Linked DNA regions of Homo sapiens: region 2 is linked to region 1. The links are chromatin contacts, found by Hi-C in ENCODE. All regions are on one chromosome and are shown on one strand. The core of a region is the stretch at or near the end of the contact, and the rest is flanking DNA. Distances in the headings are between cores, read along the strand shown.

What was found. Hi-C counts contacts between places; a loop is a spot of excess contacts on that map. Pooled maps may share reads with other maps.
Region 2: a map of OCI-LY7 shows a loop between it and region 1 (2.9-fold over the local background). The contact joins two enhancer-like sites. A Hi-C loop is called at or near these places in 3 of 168 maps with a recorded cell type or tissue (B cell, G401 and OCI-LY7), 5 of 37 single-sample maps with no recorded cell type and 5 of 50 pooled maps.

Annotation. Positions count from the first base shown.
Region 1 is chr3:10,350,677-10,355,153 of GRCh38, reverse strand. All of the region lies in intron 14 of ATP2B2 (ATPase plasma membrane Ca2+ transporting 2), which reads left to right. Among named protein-coding and RNA genes, the nearest start is that of MIR378B, 23 kb to the right of the region's middle. RefSeq lists a silencer at 2,605-2,778. Within about 2 kb of position 2,438, at least 2 of the 41 ENCODE cell types and tissues checked have a DNase peak (open chromatin) inside an H3K27ac peak, as active enhancers do.
Region 2 is chr3:10,461,515-10,465,991 of GRCh38, reverse strand. All of the region lies in intron 1 of ATP2B2 (ATPase plasma membrane Ca2+ transporting 2), which reads left to right. Among named protein-coding and RNA genes, the nearest start is that of ATP2B2, 42 kb to the left of the region's middle. Within about 2 kb of position 1,876, at least 2 of the 41 ENCODE cell types and tissues checked have a DNase peak (open chromatin) inside an H3K27ac peak, as active enhancers do.

The DNA.
Region 1 (4,477 bases), core at 1,189-3,688:
ACCTCCGAGTGGGGCGGGATGGATGCAGGACCCAAGGAGACGGGTGGGTATGGCTTTGTTTATTTGTTTGTTTTTTAGGTAGGTCATTCCTGCCCCCTCTAGCCCCCTGGTTCCCACCTCAGAGGTAACCACTATCCCCAGATTTTAGGGGCGACCTTCAGGGAACGTGTGTGCTTATGGTGGCCGTGTTTTTGTCAAGCACCCCAGAGCTCTGTCCTCCTGGACTCGTCCCTTTATGCAGAATTATTTGTCACCCTCTGTAAATCTCACAGGTGAACTCCCTTCCTGGTGCCTCCAGCCTAGGAGGCTCAGCCAGAGGGAAAACCTCAGCCCGGGCCATCTCTAGGGTCCTGCAGACACATTAAGATTCATTTTGCAACTGCAAGAAAACAATCTTTACCTCCCTCGGTTTCCCTGGCTGTCAAGGGGTTGAATCTCCACATTGCCTTCCTCCCACGAGAAGCCCAAAGGGTAGAACAGATCAAGACACCCTTGCCAGAGCACCCCACTGCCAGCCCTTACAGTGGGTACATTTTCCAAGGCTGATTGAAGTCAGTGCTGATAAAGCCATCAGGAGAGCAGCGGTCTGGGATTTGCCGGGTTATCCGGGGGTGTTTGAAGCCCTCGGAGTCACAGACAACGGCTGTCACCAGAAACAACAGATGTTTAAAAGCCTTTATTTAATGAAAACAGGAAGCACCCATTTCCTGGCTGCTTTCCCTCAGTGAGAAATATCTAGGATAATTTTAGCGAGAGAAGTCATTTTTTCCCAAACTTATTTATTTATTTTTAATTTCACAGTAATTTTATCGATGTGGGAAGCATATTTCAACTGGATCGATGCCTCTGGGGTTTGAGTCGTAATCATCTCCGGATCCTCAGTGTCCAGAGCAGTTAGATGCGCCAGAGCTGTTTGTCCAATAAGTAAATGAGTGAGCAACAAAATTAAGTCCTGAGAGCAGCTTAAGAAAACATCCTGTTGGGGTGCAGGAATCAGGAATGGCTTCAGGAATAGAGAGCATTTCATTTATAAGATGGGAAAGACTTGACACACAGAGGCTAAGGGAGGAAGGGCATTCCAGGCAGAGGGGACAGAATGAGCAGGGCAAGAAGGCAGGAAGGGATGCAGAGTGGCTGGGGCCTCGTGAATGCCCTGTTGCATTTATGAGAGAAAAGGGAATTGGAAAAGGTGTGCACGTGCCCATCCTGTGCGTGGGCTCTGTGTGCCCTGTCATAGAGTTCCTCCCAGCCTTGCTGAAGGGTGGATACTATTGTACCCATTTTACAGATGAGGAAACCAGGGCTCATGTGAGACCCTAGAGCAGAGCCCAGCCCAGCCCGTTGGTCCCCAAGCCCTCTCTCCACTGCACAGAAGAAAGTATAGGGTCCGTAAAAATTAGCTTCATTTTTCTCATGAAGCCAGCTTGCTTGGAGAGGCCCAGAAGATGGCTGATTTTGGCTCTGGGAGACAGTCTTGAAAGTGAGAGTATTTCTAAAACGCAGCACCAATCACCTCATTCCTGGCTCAGAACTTCCCACAGTTCCCAGTGCCTGAAGGAGCATATCCCTGGTCCAGAACCTTCTGCCCCTCTCCAAATTCATGGTCTCCAGTCCCTACCCCACATCTTCCCTCAGCCCCTCCAGATCACCTGCAGCGTGGCCCTCAGGCCCGTTCATACCTCAGGCCTTCTCTGCCAGTGCAGAGTGGACAGTTCCCTGCGGCCAGGACTAATCTGTGTTCATCTGTGTAGCCTCAGCCCTGGCACAATGCCAGGAACCAGAGCCTCAGTTGGCAGCTCAAACATCCCCTCCCCCAGGAAGTCCTCCTTGATTTCTCCTCCCCACCCACTTTCTTCTAAAGCAACAGTGCCCTCTGTGCTCCTTCAGTAGCACAAAGGGCACTGAAGCAGCACAAAACCCCCTTATACTCAGCAGCACAAAACCCCCTTCTGTGTTCCCAGAGTCTTTTGTATAGACCTGTGCCAAAGACCCTGCCTCCAAACAGAGTACAGGTCTGACACAGGGTGATGCTCTGCTATCTGAAAAAAGAAAGGTTGTGTTAAAAAATCAGCTAGACTTGTTCCACAGTGGAGCAGTGGGCATTAGAGGGAGGGAGCACCCTGTCATCGGGTGTGCAAGCAGAGGCTGACCAGCCCATCTGTTGAGGACACCTGGGAACGGATCTAGGGAATGGGCAGAGGGTCAAAGTCAATGACCCAAAACCCTTTCCAACTCCAAGTCCTCCAGCGTCTTTGAAACCAAGAACCTAAATTCCTCCTTTTGGAGGCAGGAGCCAGATAAGGTGTGCGTTCCCAGGAAACAGCAGCTCTTTGCTGTTCTCAGGGGCAGGAGACAGCAGGGGGCCACAGCCCAGTTTACAGCCATCATGAGGATGTTAGTAAGTTATATAAACAAGATCTTGGACATTCCACATTCCCACTCCCTCCAGCCCTGTAAGAATGAGGTCACGTTTGCTTATGTGATTAGCCGCTGTGGCACGAGGCAGGGGCCTTGCTCACGTGGCCCCCAAACCCCGAGTGGGCACTGGAAGGCTTCTCCCCAGGCCCTGGAAGTAAGCCCCAGAGGAGGCTGGTGGTCAGCTGGCCCTGCTCTAACCCTTCAACAACGGGGAGATCACTACCTGCCACCACAGAGCCGGTCTCTTAGACAACTCCAGTAGCTAGAGAGGCCTCCTTACTGGGACCCTGCCCCTCTAGAGCATCCGTTCCTCACGCCACAAGACAGCCACGCTCAGAACTGCGGGTTTCCTCTTGAAGGCATCAGGGTGGAACCCCTGAAAGAGAGCAGCCCCACAGGCTGACACTCAGGCAGGTCACTGGTGGCCAGGGTAAGGAAAGAGGGGCCAGGCAGTGCCCTCTGCACAGGGTACACAGGGAGGGTAGTGCCCTCCCCATGGCCCCTGCCCTCCTGCCCAGAGGCAGGCTGGGCAATGACCCAGCTTGAGACGATGGTGGTGGGGGCTGAAGGAGTGGCAGGTGCTGTGAATGGGGTGGATACAGGCGAGATAGTCAAGGCCGATTCCTTGTTTTTACCATTGCTGAAGGCAGAAAGGAGACCCCAGGCAGGAGCTGTCCCAGTCAGGCTTGGCCCCACCTTCTAACTCTTTGTACTAGTTTTCTAGGGCTGCCGTATCAAAGTCACACAAACTGAGTGGCTCAAGAGCAGTTTGCTGTCTCACAGTCCTGAAGGCTGTACATCTGTTTGAGACCAAGGTGTCAGCAGGGCTGGCTCTTTCCAGTGACGATAGGGAGGAGCTGTCTCTGCCTCTCTCTCAGCTTCCAGTGGCTTGCTGGCCACCTTTGGCCTCCTTGGAGTGTAGAAGCAGCACCCCGATTTCTGCATGGCATCTCCTTTGCATATCTTTGTGTCGAAATTTCCTCTTTATAAGGACACCATTCCTGTTGGATTAGGGCTTACCGTGATGCGCTCATTTTAGCTGGATTTACCACTATAATGACCCTATCTCTAAGCAAGGTCACATACACAGGTACTGGGGCTTAGGGCTCCAGTCTGTCTTTTGGGGGGAATACAACTCAATCCATAGTCTTCCAACTCCCTCAGCAGTGGCTTGGCAGGTGGATGCTGGAGTGCGCTCCTGGTCACTGTGGGGTGTGCAGGGAGGGAACGTCAGACTGAGCCCTTCCAGGCTGGAGATTCTAACAGGCTGTGGTCCTCCCAAACAACTGGATTTCCTGCCCTTGACATGTTCTCTCCCACTGAAAGACGTTCTGCAGCAAATATTATTTTATTATTTGTCACTGCCCTCGGGTAAGAATCACTCGTTCCATTGATTTCTGTTGTGTATAAAGGGGTGCCCCAGCTCCAGGCTGGTTTCCTCGGGGAAACCCTCAGCTCTGCTCAGGGCCAGCTGCTGGGGTAGGGTGGGGCGGGGCTGGGAAGCCTTGTGCCTTCTGATTGGCTGGCTCTGATCCGGCCTGATTGTCCCAGATATCCGTCTGTCATTACAGTCAGAGAGGACAGAACCTATCCTTATTATTGCAGAGAAATGGCGTATTTTACCTGAAGCATAATCCTTTATACATATTCTAAATCCGTGTCACATTCTGTAAGTAAAATGCCCCCAAATGCAAATGTCCCCCCAAGAAACTGAAAATACACAAATAGATCTGTCAAGTTTGCAGGAACTATGTATGTGGATGAGGCAAAGAGAAGTTCACCTGGCCAAGCTTACCTGGGGCCAGATCTGAGGAGGCGTTCATGGAAGTCTTTCCAAAGTCTTCGCCCAGGTCGAGACAGCCAATGGTTCTGTCTCAGGATGGACCGTCATGGTCAATAGGTGGTAGCGACCTGGGACTCTGTGATGAGAACCACATCAGGGTTTAATCAAAGGATGTGTGATTGATTAACAATGCCTGCCGTTGGCACAGGAAGGGAGGCTGTGGCCCATATGCCATGTGCGTCATCAGCATCTCATAGTCATCTAGTCCCCTTTCAG
Region 2 (4,477 bases), core at 627-3,126, 110 kb before region 1:
CTCTTCTGAGCTTTGTAAACACTGTTCCCTTTTGGTGGCCTCTGTTCTAGAAGTGTCTCTTCTTCCTGCGGTACCATCACAGTAAAGGACCTGGTGGTTAGGGACCAACTCAGTGCAGGCCTGGTGCCATCAGGATCTGGGTCAGCCACTAGAGATGCACACACCTGCACACGCCCCCCAACCTAGCACCCATTTCGTAGCAGGCCCAAACCTGGAGAAAGAAACAGAGGTGGCAGCTCCGGCCTTGTCAGTCCCTTATAACAAGGAGTCAGAAGTAGTGAAGACCTGATTTGAATGTTACAAAGCAGGAGGTCTCAGGACAAAAATATCTACAGGGGCAGGGAGTAAGTATGGTGGGCTGGAGAAAGATCCTTTGACTTGAAGATTTGAACCTAGGTTCCAACCACATCTTAAACCCAAAACCTAAACTCTCCTAGATCATGTCTCACAGAGGACAGATCCTAGAGGCAGCATGACATGAGGCCTGGGATTCAGGAGAATTTTGAAATGCAGAAGGATGGTACTGGAGGAGCTGGGGCTGTGCCCCACTGGGAAAGAGGGAAGCAAACAGCACCTCCCACTCTTTCTCTGCCAAGTTGCCTGTCATCAGACCCAGGGCTTCAGAGAAAGAAGGCAACTGCAAGGCTGAGAAAGCAGAAGGGAGCAGAGCTTGGCAGGGCCATTGCTGATTGCTGGGGACAAGGAGAGGCTGCTGGACATGAATACCTCCAGAGTCTGAGGTTTGGGGTCTCCTGGAGCCTTGAAAGCACTTTGGCACTTGAACTCTTAAACGTTCTGGCTGAGGGATCTGGGCAGGACTTGAACCTACTTGAGAAGCTGAAGGAGTCACACCAGGGCTCAGGGGAGAGGAGGCTTGGGGCTGGTTCTTGGCAAGTCATGAGGACAGGGTATCTTCAAGGTATCCCTTAGGCCTCCCCAGAGCAGCCCAAGATTGGAGAAGGGCCTGGCACTCAGGGAAAATTTGGCCCAAGGATGAAGGTGGGACACATTCCTGGAGCATCCATCCCTGGGGTAGAGGTGGGTGGCAGGCTTAGGAAGGTGAGTCCTCTGACTGGCCTTGGGCCTGAGCCCAGCTCTGCCAGCACCTGCTCCATGGCCTTGCACCAGAGCCTTCCACCTGAGGGCCTCCATTTCCCCATCTAGAAATCACTGTCATCCCAGTTTCTAGTTTCTCTCGCTGGCTAGGCTCTGGGCTGAGCCCTGTGCCCTGCATTAACTCACATTTTCCTCCCAACAACCCTGGGAGGGAGGGGCTGTGATTGTCTCCATTTCAGAGAAGTGACAACTAAGGCCAGAGAACGACTTAAGTGGTTTCCATGGAAGGTAGAGGCTTCTGGGGATGGAGGAAGTTCCCAGGAGGAGACTGCACTGGGGGTTGCAGATCTAGGGACCCTGAGATGGATAAGGTGGTAACAGGCAGAGAAGAGAGGAGAGGGCATTCCAGATAGCAATCTTGGTCATGCTATGGTGTGGAGCTAGGGCTGCTGTGGGGGCCATAGACTGTGGGAATGGAGGGAGCCAAGCTATACCCTGCCGTGTCCTGGCTTGCTTTTATTTGGGGGGCTTGGAGCCTCAGCATCAAACCCTTGGCTCTGTGCAGCTTCATCAAGGCTAGGGTCCCCTGGGCCTGTGTCCCCTGGGAGGCTGCATTCGCATCTGTCCCCGCGCAGATGGCTGGTGAGCACAGCTAGCAGCCCCCACCCCCACCCGCACCCCCTTCTGTCGCGAGGACTCGGCTGCGCTGGGGAGTGTGGTGCGGCATTATTTTTAGAAGTGGCACCATCTGTTCAAGGTGCCGGGTGGATTCTGTTCGTCTCCGCAGTGGCCAGGGACAGACATGCCAAGTCAGGGGAAGAGCTACAGAGCTAGTCAGGCCCCCCCATGGTCACACTTCAGCCAGGATGGTCACTAATCAGCATGCGCACAGGGCATGGGGTTCCAGGGTCTGGGGTCTGGGGTCTGGGGCTTGGGGCTGCCAGTGGGGCAGCTCTGGGGCCAGGAGAGCGGACGCAGAGGATGAGTTTGAGGTAGGCAGCGGCATGTGCCCCCCCACACCCCACCTGGTCCCTGGGACTGGGCCCAAGGGCTGCCTCCTGGCAGATCAGAGTGTCCTGGCCCTGACCTCCAGGTTTCAGGGACGAATGGAGAATAGGCAAAGGAGAAAAGTACAAAGGCTGGACCATAAGGATCCTCAGTGGGACCCAGCACTGGGTGTGGCAGAAGACACCGGCCTGGCCAGAGTAGCCCAGAGGACTAGGACATCTCCCCACTCCTGACCCACATGCTGCAGTGTGTTCCACTGCCTGAGGGGCCACTGTGTAACACTGTGATCCAGAGCAGGGGCTCTGAAAGCAGCCTGCCTGGGCTCCAATCCAACAATTACGTGACCCCGCGCAATCTCTTTAACCTTGCAAAGCCTCCATTTGCTCATCTGTGAAAGGGGATACCAATAGAAGCTCCTTCCTGGGGTTCATATGTGGATTTGCTGGTTTGATGCCTATAAAGTGTGGCACGTGTCCGGCCCTCAGCAAGAATGCATTTGGCATAAGTTATTCCTACCATCTGGTTGGCCAGTTTCTGCTTTGAAAGGCAGGTGTCACCCTAATATTCCTCGCTTCCCATGTCATTCCATAGTCCAACTGCTTTCTCGGTCATGGAACCAGACCTGGTGGAGGCCTGTTCTGTGCTGGGGACTGGAGAGGCCCTGTTCCTGGGGAGCTCAGGGCCTAGTTGGGGAGGCAAGCTGGCAAAACCCACCCCAAGGCAGTGGGTGGAGGGTCAAAGTATGGATTTAAGGAGTGAGCCACACGCGACGGGCTGGCAGAGGGAAGAGAGTTGGAATTTGGAGCAGAGGAATTGGAGAGAACTTCACAGAGAAGTTGGCATGAGGACTAGATCTTGGAGAGTGAGGTTTGGATTAATGGAAAAGCAGGTGGTAGACCATTCTGGATCCAAGGAACATATATGCAAAAGTTGGAAGGCAGGAACTTGCATTAGTTGTTCAGAAAATGGCAAGGACCATAAGGTCCCTCAGTGGGACCCAACACTGGGTGTTAACTTAGACAAGACCCCAGAGAGGCCAACTCGGACCCCAAGGAGGCCAGCTCAGACCCCAGAGAGGCCAGCTCAGAGCCAATCAGGTGGGATGTGGGAAGCTGTAGTCACGAATATGTTTTCTTAAATAGGCACTGGTAGCCAGTGAAAATTTTTAATCCAGAGACAGCCATGCTCAAATCCAAAAGGCAGCATAATGTGGCAGCTTCAGAGTCAGAAAAGCCCAGTTCTACTCCCAGATCTGCCACTCCTCATTAGCTGTGTGAGCTTGAGCGTAATGTTATTTTACCTCTCTGAGCCTCAGTCTCCTCATCTGTAAAATATGCATAATAATACCTACCTCATGGGGTTGTTGAGGGATAAGGTATGAGCAGAGCCTCACACAGCCTCTGACATGCAGAAGCCACTCTAAATGGCAGTCACTGTCAGCTTCACTCTGTGGTCACTGAAGGAGGATGTAAGGCTAGAGAGCCAGGGGGCTGAGGGGCTGTGGATGAACCTAAACCAGAGTTGGGAGCCTGGGGAGGGGAGGAAGAGGAGTTAGGCTGAGCCTTTATGCTGATGCTTCCTGGGTCTGGTCACCGGACTGGACATGAGGGAAGGATTAGAGTCAAGAGTGGCCCAGATAGTGCTGTGGATGCCCTTAGTAACACAAGGGTCACAAAAGAATGAGGAGACTTAGGAGAGCCTGAGGGCCTGGAGGACCTTTGGAGGGGACATTTGGCAACCACAAGAAGGTCGGTTCTGGAGCTTGGGAGAAAGGCCGTGGTGGAAAGGTCGGTCTGGGAACCACCCATGTTAGGGTGAAAGTTGATGCCAGATGGGTGTCATTGCCCAGGGAGAGGCAAGGCATTAAGAGGGCAGGACCATGGGGAAACCTACAGTTACCCCAAAACAGAGAAGCCATGGAGGCCTGGGCAGACATGGTCAGAGAAGCACAGGAGAGTGGGAAGAAGGAAGGGAGGTGCCATCAGCCGTGGGCAGGGACGTGAAGACTGAAAAGGGCCCTGGAGTTTGCCAGTGGGGGTCCTCACCAGAAGCCACCCAAGGGCCTAGCCTACCAGGAGGTGGCATTTGGATGGTTAGGGCCAGGGAGTTGGAGATTATTTTGAGCCACAGACTGAGTCACAAAAGCAAGGCAGGACTTTAGAACCCAAAACCAGGAAAGTGTGGGCTACAAGAGGAAGGAAGCCTAGAGATGGAGGAACAGGAGCCCCAAAGCACGAGGACAGGAGTTCTGCTCATTTAAAATTCACAGCCCCCACCATCCGCTCATTCATCTCTGCAGGGTGGGGGCTGCAGACCTGTGTTTTAACCAGCCCTCAAGTGATGCCAACATAGGTAGCCCTCAGGGAACCACTTTGAGAAGCCCTGTTCTGGGGTCCTTGAGCCGCACCCAGAG